Linked DNA regions of Homo sapiens: all the other regions are linked to region 2. The links are chromatin contacts, found by Hi-C or POLR2A ChIA-PET in ENCODE. All regions are on one chromosome and are shown on one strand. Each heading gives the region's core, a stretch centred on a gene start or an enhancer-like site at or near the end of the contact. The rest is flanking DNA. Distances are from core to core; before and after follow the strand shown. Region 1 has its middle 66 kb from the start of PPCDC. Region 2 overlaps SCAMP2 (secretory carrier membrane protein 2). Region 3 overlaps LOC124903529 (a long non-coding RNA gene).

The links. A loop is a pair of places that touch in the nucleus more often than their neighbours do. ChIA-PET counts read pairs that join two places held with the same protein, here RNA polymerase II (POLR2A). Pooled maps may share reads with other maps.
Region 1: a pooled map shows a loop between it and region 2 (2.2-fold over the local background). The contact joins two enhancer-like sites. A Hi-C loop is called at or near these places in 1 of 37 single-sample maps with no recorded cell type and 2 of 50 pooled maps. POLR2A ChIA-PET finds 5 or more read pairs at or near these places in 2 of 52 experiments (HCT116 and activated T-cell).
Region 3: a map with no recorded cell type shows a loop between it and region 2 (3-fold over the local background). The contact joins two enhancer-like sites. A Hi-C loop is called at or near these places in 2 of 37 single-sample maps with no recorded cell type and 1 of 50 pooled maps. POLR2A ChIA-PET finds 5 or more read pairs at or near these places in 2 of 52 experiments (HCT116 and activated T-cell).

What each region holds. Positions count from the first base shown.
Region 1 is chr15:75,087,526-75,091,571 of GRCh38, forward strand. No RefSeq gene overlaps it. Among named protein-coding and RNA genes, the nearest start is that of PPCDC, 66 kb to the left of the region's middle. Within about 2 kb of position 2,771, at least 9 of the 41 ENCODE cell types and tissues checked have a DNase peak (open chromatin) inside an H3K27ac peak, as active enhancers do.
Region 2 is chr15:74,855,693-74,859,707 of GRCh38, forward strand. All of the region lies in intron 1 of SCAMP2 (secretory carrier membrane protein 2), which reads right to left. Among named protein-coding and RNA genes, the nearest start is that of ULK3, 15 kb to the left of the region's middle. RefSeq lists enhancers at 695-764, 1,511-1,620, 1,651-1,710, 2,061-2,110, 2,341-2,410 and 1 more. Within about 2 kb of position 1,464, at least 10 of the 41 ENCODE cell types and tissues checked have a DNase peak (open chromatin) inside an H3K27ac peak, as active enhancers do.
Region 3 is chr15:75,110,300-75,114,625 of GRCh38, forward strand. LOC124903529 (a long non-coding RNA gene) reads left to right here. Exons shown (of 2, transcript XR_007064720.1): 2 at 1-2,029. It also overlaps the pseudogene LOC100128721. Among named protein-coding and RNA genes, the nearest start is that of PPCDC, 89 kb to the left of the region's middle. RefSeq lists enhancers at 671-740, 2,666-2,755, 2,786-2,835, 2,856-2,925. Within about 2 kb of position 2,157, at least 4 of the 41 ENCODE cell types and tissues checked have a DNase peak (open chromatin) inside an H3K27ac peak, as active enhancers do.

The DNA.
Region 1 (4,046 bases), core at 1,521-4,020, 230 kb after region 2:
AATAGGAAAAAGTTAGCCAGGTGTGGTTTGTGTGCCCACAGTCCCAGCTACTTAGGAGGCTGAGGCAGGAGGATCACTTGAGCCTAGGAGTTTGAGGCTGCAGTGAGCTGTGATTATACCACTGCACTCCAGCCTGGACAACAGAGCAAGGCCTCATGTCTAAACATAAATAAATAGGTTGGGAACAGTGGCTCACGCCTGTAGTCCCAGCACTTTGGGAAGCCGAGGCAGGTGGATCACAAGGTCAGGAGTTCAAGACCAGCTTGGCCAAGATGGTGAAACCCCATCTCTACTAAAAATATAAAAAATTAGCTGGGCATGGTGACATGCACCTGTAATCCCAGCTACTCAGGAGGCTGAGGCAGGAGAATCTCTTGAACCTGGAAGGCGGACATTGCAGTGAGCCGAGATCATGCCATTGCACTCCAGCCTGGGCGACAGAGCAAGATTCCATCTCAAAAAATAAATAAATAAATAAAATAAAAATAATAAATAAATAAAAATATAAGATGACATTCTAGAAAATGCAGATTAACCTGTGGTGATAGAAAGTTGACTAGTGGTTGCCTGGGAGCAGGGTGGGTGAAGAATCAAATTAACAAAGAAGTACAAGGGCACCTTTGGGGCTGATAGATGTGGTCATCTTTTTTTTTTTTTTTTTTTTGATATGGAGTTTTACTCTTGTTGCCCAGGCTGGAATGCAATGGTGCAATCTCGGCTCACTGCAACCTCCACCTCCTGGACTCAAGAGATTCTCCTGCCCCAGCCTTCCAAGTAGCTAGGATTACTGGCACCTGCCACCATGCCTGGCTAATTTTTGTATTTTTAGTAGAGACAGGGTTTCACCATGTTGGCGAGGCTGTTCTCGAACTCCTGACCTTAGGTGATCCACCTGCCTTGGCCTCCCAAAGTGCAGGATTTACAGGCGTGACCTATCACGCTTGGCCTGCACGTGGTCATCATCTTGATTGTAATGATTTGCACACCTGTGTCAACACTTATGAACACTTGTGTACACTTCAAATAATTCAGTTTCTTGTACTTCAATTATACCTCAGTAGAGCTATTTTTAAAATACGTATCTTTGATTAGATCATGGTCTTAACAAAGCCGCTCTAACTCAAATTTTGGAGAAATGTGACATGAGACAAGGTATCACATGATGTTAAGAAATTATTGCAGCCAGGTGTAGCGGTTCATGCCTGTAATCCCGCACTTTGGGAGGCCAAGATGAGAGGATTACTTGAGCCCAGGAGTTTGAGACGAGCCTGAGCAATGTAATGAGACCCCATCTTTACAAAAATATCAAAAAATTAGCTGGGCATGGTGGCACATGCCCATAGTCGCAGCTACTCAGGAGGCTGAGGTGGGAAGATTGCTTGAGCCTGGGAGGTTAAGGCTACAGTGACTGATCACGCCACTGCATTCCAGCCAGGGCCACAGAGCAAAACCTCATGTTAAAAAAAAAAAAAGATAAATTATTGCTAATTTTTTTTTTTTGAGACGGAGTCTCACCCTGTCGCCCAGGCTGGAGTGCAGTGACACGATCTCAGCTCACTACAACCTCCGCCTCTTGGGTTCAAGCAATTCTCCTGCCTCAGCCTCCTGAGTAGCTGGGATTACAGGTGCGCACCACCACACCCTGCTAATTTTTTTGTATCTTTAGTAGAGACGGGGTTTCACCACGTTGGCCAGGCTGGTCTCGAATTCCTGACCTCAGGTGATCTGCCCGCCTTGGCCTCCCAAAGTGCTGGGATTACAGGCGTGAGCCACCGTACCCGGCCTGCTAATTTTATTAGTTATGAAAATGTAATAAAATGTCCTAATTTATTTTTAAAATGTGAGGAGGGATGGGAGGCCCTCAAATGGGCTCCATAAACAGCTCTGGAGCTAGCTTCCACCTCATGGCCAACCAGGGGTGGCTATGCGCTAGCCTGCAGGTCTCCAACCTGTCCAGCCCAGTTGTCTTGGAGATGGGGATGGGAAGTGGGCAGAGAGAAGCTCTCAATCCTTCTGACTTCCTTGGAAATGTCCTTGGAGCCATTGTACTTAACAGTAAATCTTTGCCTTCTGCACAGGGACTCTTTGTCTTAACCCTCTGGGGCCGCTGGCTCTGAGGCAGTCGCTGTTGTCTAGATCAAGTTTCTGTCTGTACACCTCTTTCTTTCTTGCTGGCAGAGACACCATTTGTATGTGTGTCACACTCCTCCCAGGGGCTCAGGAAAATCATTCTATTCTACCCAGCTCAAGGGGTAAATCCTGATTGGTGTAGGCTAGTCTTCTTTGCAGAGATTGGTTTAGGAGTTGGCATGTGAATCAATGAGATTTGAGAAAAGGATGGGGAGGGAGACCGTATTAGTCCTTTCCTGCCACTGTAACAAAATACCTTAGACTGGAGAATTGAGAGATAGCATAACTGTATTGCTCACAGCTACAGAAGCTGGAAGTCCAAAATCAGGGCACCAGCAGATTCAGTGTCTGATGAGAGCTTAGTCTCTGCTTCCAAGATGGGACCTTGTTGCTGTGTCCTCTGGAGGGGACAAATGTTGTGCCCTCCCATAACACAAAAGATGAAAAGGCAAAAAGAGATGAATGCTGTTTCTTCAGGGCGCAAAAGGTGGAAAGGCAAAAGGAAGACAGGCCAGCTAGTTCCCTCCTGCCCTTTTGTAAGACACGAATCCCATCCATGAGGACAGAGCCCTGGTGGCCTAATCATCTCCTAAAGGCTCCACCTCTTAATACTGCTGCACTGGGGATTCAGTTTCAACATGAATTTTGGAGGAGGCACAAACACTCGCACCATAGCAGAGTCTTCTGGGAAATGTTTCCTTGCTCTTAAAAAGGGCTCCAAGGGCTAGGCATCCTTCCTCTCATAGCGGATATTGTTGTTTCTGGATATGACGCCTAGAGCTGTGGCAGCTCTCCTGAGACAATACGCAGAGCCCTTCCTAGGACAGACCAAGCCAGTACGCATGGGAGAGGAAAGACAGGAAGAACCTGAGCCTGACGCTGCTGCTGAGTCACAGATTAGCCCATTCTGGAGCTGCCATCACCTCCCCGCTTCCTGCTGTATGAATTAATAAACTTTCCTTATTGTTTTTTTGTTTTGTTTTGTTTTTCAGATGGAGTTTCACTCTTGTTGCCCAGGCTCACCTTCTTGATTCTTGCCGTATGAATTCATAAACTTTTTTTTTTTTTTTTTTTTTTTTGAGACGGAGTTTCACTCTTGTTGCCCAGGCTGGAGTGCAGTGGTGTGATCTCGACTGACTGCTGCCTCCGCCTCCCAGGTTCAAGTGATTCTCCTGCCACAGCCTCCTGAGTAGCTGGGACTACAGGCGCCTGCCACCACACCTGGCTAATTTTTGTGTTTTTAGGAGAGATGGGGTTTCGCCATGTTGGTCAGGCTGGTCTCAAACTCCTGACCTCAGGTGATCCGCCCGCCTCAGCCTCCCAAAGTGCTGGGATTACAGGCGTGAGCCATCGTGCCTGGCCTTATTGTTGAATCCATTAAAGATGAACTAACATAGGCTGGGCACAGTGGCTCACGCTTGTAACCCCAGCACTTTGGGAGGCCGGGGAGGGCAGATCACGAGGTCAGGAGATCAAGACCATCCTGGCTAACACGGCAAAACCCCATCTCTACTAAAAATACAAAAAATTAGCCGGGCGTGGTAGCTGGCGCCTGTAGTCCCAGCTACTCAGGAGGCTGAGGCAGGAGAATGGCATGAACCCGGGAGGCAAAGCTTGCAGTGAGCCAAGACAGCGCCACTGCACTCCAGCCTGGGCAACAGAGCAAGACTCTGTCTCAAAAAAAAAAAAAGCTGGTCACGGTAGCTCACGCCTGTAATCCCAGCACTTTGGGAGGCCGAGGCGGGCGGATCACGAGGTCAGGAGATCCAGACCATCTTGGCTAACACGGTGAAACCCTGTCTCTACTAAAAATACAAAAAAATTAGCTGGGCGTGGTGGCAGGCACCTGTAGTCCCAGCTACTCTGGAGGCTGAGGCAGGAGAATGGTGTGAACCCGGGAGGCAGAGCTTGCAGTG
Region 2 (4,015 bases), core at 214-2,713:
GCAACAAGAGCAAAACTCCATCTCAAAAAAAAAAAAAAAAAAAAAAGTAGTCTAAGTTTCTAGAACAAAAACATGCTGCTGGCTGCCAGTACTGATTTTATTAAATCGGGCACACTTGCTAAGAGCAGAGATATGATGAGCTGAGGTGAAAATTCAAGAAAATGTTTCTGGGTTTCGGGGGTTTTTTAAAGTCTTTTCATAAAATCCAAGAATGTCCTCAGAACACAACCTTGTCTCCCTTTCCCATCTGATCTCTGCATGGGGCTCTGCCATCCTCTTTACTGTGCCCCTGCTGGCCTGGAACAGTTGTCTTCACCCTGCCCTGCCCCAAGAAGAGCTCCTCCACACCCTCCCCTTCCTAGTAACAGATGCAGGGCTCAGGTCCAGCTTCACAGCCATGCCTGGGCTCCATGAGGAACAGCCCTGAGGGTGGCCAAATTCAGGGCTGTTCCTGCCTGTGGAGACACCGCTTGGGTTCCACACCTCACCCCACACCCCTAATTATTAAACCAGATGCTCCCAAACTTCAGGCCCAGCCTCACCTCCACTGGAAGCCTCTGCAGAGCCAGTTCTTTTTTTTTTTTTTTTTTTTTTTTTTTTAAGACAGAGTCACGCTCTGTCACCCAGGCTGAAGTGCAGTGGCATGATCTCCACTCACTGCAGCCTCCGCCTTCTGGGCTCAAGCTATTCTCGTGCCTCAGCCTCCTGAGTAGCTGGGATTACAGGCGCCTGCCACCACACCTAGCTAATTTTTATATTTTTAGTAGAGATGGGGTTTCACCATGTTGGGCAAGCTGGTCTTGAACTCCTGGCCTCAGGTGATCCGCTCACCTCAGCCTCCCAAAGTACTGGGATTACAGATGTGAGCCACTGCACCTGGCCTCCAGTTCTTTTTTTTTTTTTTCCTTTTTCTTTTTTAGAGACAGGGTCTCACTCTGTTGCCCAGGCTGGAGTACAGTGGTGCAATCATAGCTCATGGTAGCCTCAAACTCCTGGGCTCAAGCATTCCTCCCACCTCAGCCTCCGGAGTAACCAGGACTACACACATGAGCCACCAGGCCTGGCTGATTTTTAAAGTTTTTTTGTAGAGATGGGGTCTTGCTTTGTTGCCCAGGCTGGTTTTGAAGTCCTAAGCTCAAGTGGTCCTCCCACCCTGGGCTCCCAAAGCACTAGGATTACAAATGTGAGCCACCTTGCCCTGTCCAGATCCAATTGTTAAATACAATGCTAATATTAGACATAGCCACAGAGTGACCCCCTCAGTTTACAGATGTAGAAACTGATATTCACCATGATCCTAGGACCCAAAATGGGAGCTCTCTCCTTACTCTGAATATTTATAGAGCTGAGGGTCAGCATTGAATATGTTCTCTGGTTTTATCACAGATACTTCCTCTTATCTCTTATCTTCCCACCTGAGCCACCAGTTCATAGAGGGTATGAATGTCTGACTGCCTCCAGGCATACAGCCAGAACTCACTGTGTCTGGACGGGCCTCATACTACAGCCTCCACCCCTTCCAACCTCCTCTGCGACAGACTGTGGCTATGTTCTTCCTGCTGAACACCACCTCTGCCCTGATGGCTCCTGCAACTTGGACAAAGTGACAAGGTGAAGTTCAGGAGGCTCTGTGTTGCTGAAGAATTGGCCTTGAGGTTATTTCATGCCTGAATGACCAGTGGTTTACTACCAGAATCATCTGGCTTCCTGCAAGGAAGATTTGGGGCTTGGTATCTGTTCCCCTCTCAGACTCAGCAGACACCTAGCCACCGCTGAAGTCACTGAAATCGGATCTACCATCCACAGAAGTGGCTCCTCGAGTCTGAGTCACCAGAGGACAGAGGAAGAGGGGCCACTCTGGTAGCAGTTTCAGGTAATGGCAAACAGACATCTGGCCAAGGTGCACATGTTTAATAGGTGATCTCCAGGCCCACAAAGAGATGCCATTTCCTTTATGAATGGCAGACAGAAGGGGACTGTGATGGGGATCATAGGGTGACTGCCCTGTCCACTCTGATCCCTCCCTTTTTCCTAAAATCTTAAAGACATGGCCTTGGACTCCTCACCGGGCTCCTCATAAACAAATCTGATCTCCATGATTAAGTTAGAAGCTCCCTGCAGCCATGTGCATCTGTGTCTGGTTCATATTCTAGTTCCTTGGTGCTTGGTGAAGGGCCTATGGCAGCACAGCAGCTCAGCGGTTTGAGAAGACACGCAGCACGCTGTAGGGCCTCCCTCTTTTTAGAAAGCACTGCCCAAGTGCCAGGGCATAGCAAACAGGAGGCACCTGCATCACAGCAGTAGCCCAAGGGCCTGGAAGCACGTTGCCTAGGAAGAGCAACCTAAAACGCTGAGACAAGTGGATATTTTCCCATCTAAGAAAACCTAGGCTCTTTCTGAAAGATGTGCGTGGCTTCAAGACAAGCTGAGCCCTGGCAAGAAAGGGAGGGAGGAGGAGGGACTGGGGAAGGAAGCTGACATTTACTTAGTGTCTACGGTGTGCCAAACTCACCACACAATGATGCTACTGTGAAATTCTAGTCACCCCAGAACTAGCCACTGTGTCGAGTTGTCAGAAAAGAGGGTTTTACTGGCCTTCCTTGACCTGGTTCTTCAAAAGACTTATGACCCCCTAATCCACTATTTATAATGACTTTACTGCTCTCCTGGTACCTAGGGTGGTACTAGTTATACTCCATACTTGAGAGAGCTGAGAGAGTCACTCCAATCAGCTTCTCTGTTCTGTGGCTCAGCTCGGGACCCTGGCTGAGAAAAGCTACAATACAGCTCCTCATTTAACCCTCACAACAGCCTTATGAGGAAGGAATATTTATATTTTGCAGCTGGAAAAGCTCAAGCTCAGAGAGGGGAAGTAGCTTGTCTTAAGATCTCAGGGGTAGTGGCTCAGCCAGATTTTCAATCCAAGTCTGTCTCCAGGGACACAAGATGGTAAAGCTGAGTGGGGCAAAGCATCTCGAAGCCTGGTACGGAGCCTGACAAATTGAAGGCGCTCAGTGAATATGTGGCAGGATGAATGAGCCCCACTCCAGGAGGACACTGACAAGGGCTTCTGCTTGTTTCCTTGCTTCCTTCTTTCCTTCAAAGAGCTGGTTCTTTTTTTTTTTTTTTTTTTTTTTTGAGACGGAGTCTTGCTCTGTTACCCAGGCTGGAGTGCAGTGGCGCGATCTCAGCTCACTGCAAGCTCTCCCGGGTTCACACCATTCTCCTGCCTCAGCCTCCCCAGTAGCTGGGACTACAGGCACCTGCCACCACGCCCGGCTACTTTTTTTGTATTTTTAGTAGAGATAGGTTTCACTGTGTTAGCCAGGATGGTCTTGATTTCCTGACCTTGTGATCCGCCCACCTCAGCCTCCGAAAGTGGTGGGATTCAGGCGTGAGCCACCATGCCCGGTCCTAACTGGCTTTTAAATGGGTCAAGTAGGATGGTGAGGGCTAAGTTTCACCTACAAGGAGGAATAACCTAAAACTCCCCTGCAGTGCCACTCAGAGTGGCTATTGCCCTTTACTGAATTTGTAACAAATAAAAGGCTCTTAACCTCAGTTCTTTTCATTCAGCAACCAGCTACAGTGTGAGGAACATACCACAATGCATAAGACACAGCTCTCACCCTTCTGGAGTCCACAATCTGGTATCTGAGACAAGTGGGCACCCCCTGAAGGGGTGCTGGGGACCACGGCAAGGTGCAGAGCAAAAAACAGGAAGAAGGGGAGACACCTCGGTGGGCTTCAAGAAAGGCCAGGTTGTAGAAGGAAGACAGACAGCAAAGGCCCAGATCAGTAAGGCCCCCCACCACTGCAAGGCAGGGGGGCACTTCCACATAGCTGGGGGGTAAAGGCAGTGAGGGAAGAGAGGCAGGCAGAGTTAGGCTGCAGCTCTCCCAGGAACGGCCATGAAAACCACACTTTTTTTTTTTTTTTTTTGAGATGGAGTCTCGCTCTGTTGCCCAGGCTGGAGTGCAGTGGCGCAATCTCTGCTCACTACAATCTCCACCTC
Region 3 (4,326 bases), core at 907-3,406, 260 kb after region 2:
TTTTATGACTCAGTGATACACTGACGCCTGTCCCGTTCTGCCTCCTTGCCTTCTCTCCTCCAAGTTGCCCAGCTCCATCACCTTCCCTGCCCCTCCCTTGACCTTCCACCTCCCCTGGGCTGACAAGAGCTGAGGGTGGTCAGAAGTCGGCCCGGCTTCCCACCTGACACAGAGGACTGCTCGAAGGAGATGCTGGTCACTAAGAGCAGGGCAGCAGCTGTAACAAGCCAGCATTCTGGAAGCTCCTGGAAATCATATTGCAGAATGCTGGCCTGGCAAGGGGTGAGGGTAAGGGTCTAGGGTGGGGAACAGTGAGTTCTATATAGCAGGGGAGCCAGGACAAGTGCTGTCCATGCTGGAATGCTTCGTTCTGAGCAAGAATGACATCACAGACAACCCCTGCTCCATGCTTATTACCATGGGCTGCCCAAACCCCCACCCACACAGGGAGGGCAGCGGGAGGGGACAGAAATGAATGGGCACAAGCTGTGGCATAAATTCTGGTGGAGGATGGAGGGAAACGATGCCAGAGCATCTAGCCAGGCCATAGCCTCACAAGCTCTGTCCCTGAGACAGGATTTCTGCAACACTGGAGAGGGATGGTACCCAGCCATCCATGACTTCTGTGCCAGGCCCGACTTGTGTTTAATTGTATACATTATTAATGGAACTGGTGGCAAGGGGCTGGGGCTCAGTCTGTGACCAGCATCAGGGCTCAGTCTATGACCAGGTTCAGTGCTTTATCTAGGACCAGGACCAAGACTCATTCTGTGGTAGGATCAGGGCTTAGTGAGTGATCAGGATGAGAGCTCAGTCTGTGACGAGATCATGGGCTCAAGCCTATAGCTCACATTAAGGATCCCCTCCGGGTGGGGCTCAGAGCCAGGGACATTGTGGAAAGTGTCTGAAGGCAAGGTGGGGTCAGCTGGGAGAGAGGGGAGAAGTGGAAGCATGAAGGCCAAGAGGTCCCTGGGCCTGAGGCCAGCTGTGTGAAAACAGAAAAGAGAGTCAGGACTCCAGCTCTGCCACTCACTGGCTGTGTGATTTTGGAGAGTTACTTCCCTTTTTGAGGTCTATGTTGTCTTGTGCGTAAAATGGGAATATTAGGCCGGGCACAGTGACTCACACCTGTAATCCCAGCACTTTGGGAGGCCGAGGCAGGCAGATCACGAAGTCAAGAGATTGAGACCATCCTGGCCAACATGGTGAAACCCCGTCTCTACTAAAAATATAAAAATTAAAGCCCAGGCGAGGTGGCTCACGCCTGTAATCCCAGCACTTCGGGAGGCCGAGGTGGGAGGATCACGAGGTCAGGAGATCAAGACCATCCTGGTTAACACGGTGAAACCCCATCTCTATTAAAAATACAAAAAATTAGCCTGGCATGGTGGTGGGCGCCTGTAGTCCCAGCTGCTGGGGAGGCTGAGACAGGAGAATGGTGTGAACCCAGGAGGCAGAGCTTGCAGTGAGCCAAGACTGCACCACTGTACTCCAACCTGGGCAACAGAGTGAGACTGTCTCAAAAAAGACAAAAAATGAGCTAGGCGTGGTGGCAAGCACCTGTAGTCCCAGCTACTTGGGAGGCTGAGGCAGGAGAATCACTTGAACCCGGGAAGCAGAGGTTGCAGTGAGCCAAGATCACGCCACTGCACTCCAGCCTGGCAACAGATCAAGACTCCGTCTCAAAAAAAAAAAAAGGGGGGGAATATTAGTTAGGTGCAGTGGCTTACAACGTTAATCCAGCACTTTGGGAGGCCAAGGCGGGAGGACAGATTGAGCCTAGGAGATTTGAGACCAGCCTGGGCAACACAGTAAGACCCTGTCTCTATAAAAAATTTAAAAGGTAGCTGGGCATGGTGGGGCCCGCCTGTAGTCCCAGCTACTTGGGCGGCTGAAGCAAGAGGATCGCTTGCGCCCAGTAATTCAAGGTTGCAATGAGCTACAATTGGGCTACTGGGCTCCATCCTGGGTGACAGAGTGCGACCTTGTCTCTGAAAAATAATAATAATAAAATTTTTAAAAGTGGGAATTTTGACTTCTGTTCTGCCTTTGAGATAGAGTCTTGCTCTGAGTCACCAACATGCAAGTTACTATTTCACAAAGCACCAAGAACCCTTATCAATACCTGCCTCCCAAGATTATTCACAGGAGTGAGAATGCACTTCATGAGACAGCAGAAAAAATGGGGAGGGGTTGTTTGCTCAATTTCCAAAGGAGAATTGCTTCAGACAGGAAAATCTCAAAAGGAAACAGCCTTACTGTTGTCATGGCTTCTCCTCACAGTTCTTCTGGTCAGTTTTTATTCCCCAAAATAATGTGTACAGAGTATTTACAGTCAGAGAATGCTAAAGGATTACAACAAAAATAACACGCTCTTTACCCCACGTCAGCCTGCTCGCCAAAAGCAGCCATTTCAACTTATTCAGTTGTTTCTTCTGGTTTTTACTCCCTAAATAAAGCATTGATTTCAATTCTGGTTATCTCCCAAGAGGTCCAATTTAGATGCTGTCTCTAGGGCTCCCTATTGTGACAGAGGAGGTTCACTTACACTCTTTCTCCTCTCCTTTCAATATCATACCACCACAACTCTTGGTTACATTCACAATCACTAAAAAGTGTTTATGGCTGAAACAACTAATATACTATCTTTTTCAATCTCCTTTCCCCCACAGAGTTAATCATTGTCTCATTTTTTTCACTTGCTTATTTTCTTTGACCCATGATTAGATCTTCTGCAAAAGCCCAGTAAGATAATTCTCAATACTGATTTTCACTATCAGTTCCAGTTCCTTAATTTTTTTTTCCCTTGAGACACCCTTTCTGGAGCCCTCAGTTCTCCTGCCTCCATCTGAGCCAGAAGCTTTCCAGATCAGCAGCACAGTCGTCATCCAGAGGCTTCCCTTTGCCAACATTCTGCAACGTCATTTCTTCTCTTTCCTCTATGGATCTCTGATTTTTCTGGGTTCCATTTCTTCTTTCTTGGTTTATGCCCTTTTAGGGTGGAGCACATCCTCCAGTTCCTTCCTGAGGAAGTTTTCACGGAAGACAATTTTTTTTTTTGTCTGAAAATGTCTTATTTTCTACCCTCACACTGGGTTGATACTTTGGCTGGGTATATAATGATTTTCCCTCAGCAACTTTAAGGCATTGTTTCATAAACTTCTAGTTTCTAATATTGCTGTTGAGAGGTCTAATACTGATCTGGCTCAGATTCTCTCTCTCTCTCTTTTTTCCTTTTTTTTTTTTTTTTTGAGATAAGAGTCTTGCTCTCTTGCCCAGGCTGGAGTGCAGTGGCACGATCTCGGCTTACCTCCACCTCCCAGGTTCAAGGGACTTTTGTGCCTCAGCCTCCCAGGGAGCTGGGACTAGCACCACCACACCCAGATAATTTTTGTAATATTCTTCCCCTGAGATGGAGTCTTGCTCTGTCACCCAGGCTGGAGTGCAGTGGTGTGATCTCGGCTCACTGCAACCTCCACCTCCCGGGTTCAAGCAATTCTCCTGCCTCAGCCTCTCGAGTAGCTGGGATTACAGGTATGAGCCACTATGCTACCCATTTTTTTTTTTTTTTTTGAGACAGGGTCTCACTCTGTCGCCCAGGCTGGACTGCAGTGGCACAATCACAGCCCACTGCAGCCTTGACTTCCCAGGATCAAGCAATCCTCCCACTTCAGCCTCCCGAGTAGGTGGGACTACAGGTGTATGCCACCACCCTTGTCTAATTTTTTTAGTTTTTTGTAGAGCTGGGCCTCACCATGTTGCCCAGGCTGTTCTTGAACTCCTGGGCTCAACAATCCTCCCACCTTCGCCTCCCCAAATGCTGGGATAACAGGCATGAGCCACGGGGCCCAGCCAATCTTTAAGTTCTTTAAACAAATGTTTCAGTTTTCAGAGTATATGTTTTGCCTTTCTTTAAAAAAAATTTATTTCTGGAAGATCTGGGGCTCCGAATCCAGCTAGGATGGCTGTGGTTCCGCTACTGCTGTCTGGGGGTTTGTGGAACACCGTGGGAGCGTCCAATCTGGCTGTTACTCGCGGCTCTATGGTGAAGCTGCTCGAAATGCACTACAGTGTCCATCTGCAGTCACACGATGTGCTCTATGGGTCAGGTACTGGGCAGCAGTCAGTGACAAGTGTAACCTCCATGGATGACAGCAACAGTTACTGGAGAATATGGGTAAGATCACCACAGCTGGTGAGAGGGGAACCCCCATCAAGTGCTGCCAGCCCATCCGGCTGACACATGTCAACACTGGCTGAAACCTCCACAACTTTCTGAAAACCAGGAAGTGGGTGCTTTTGGTGAGGAAGGTGAAGGTAGTCACC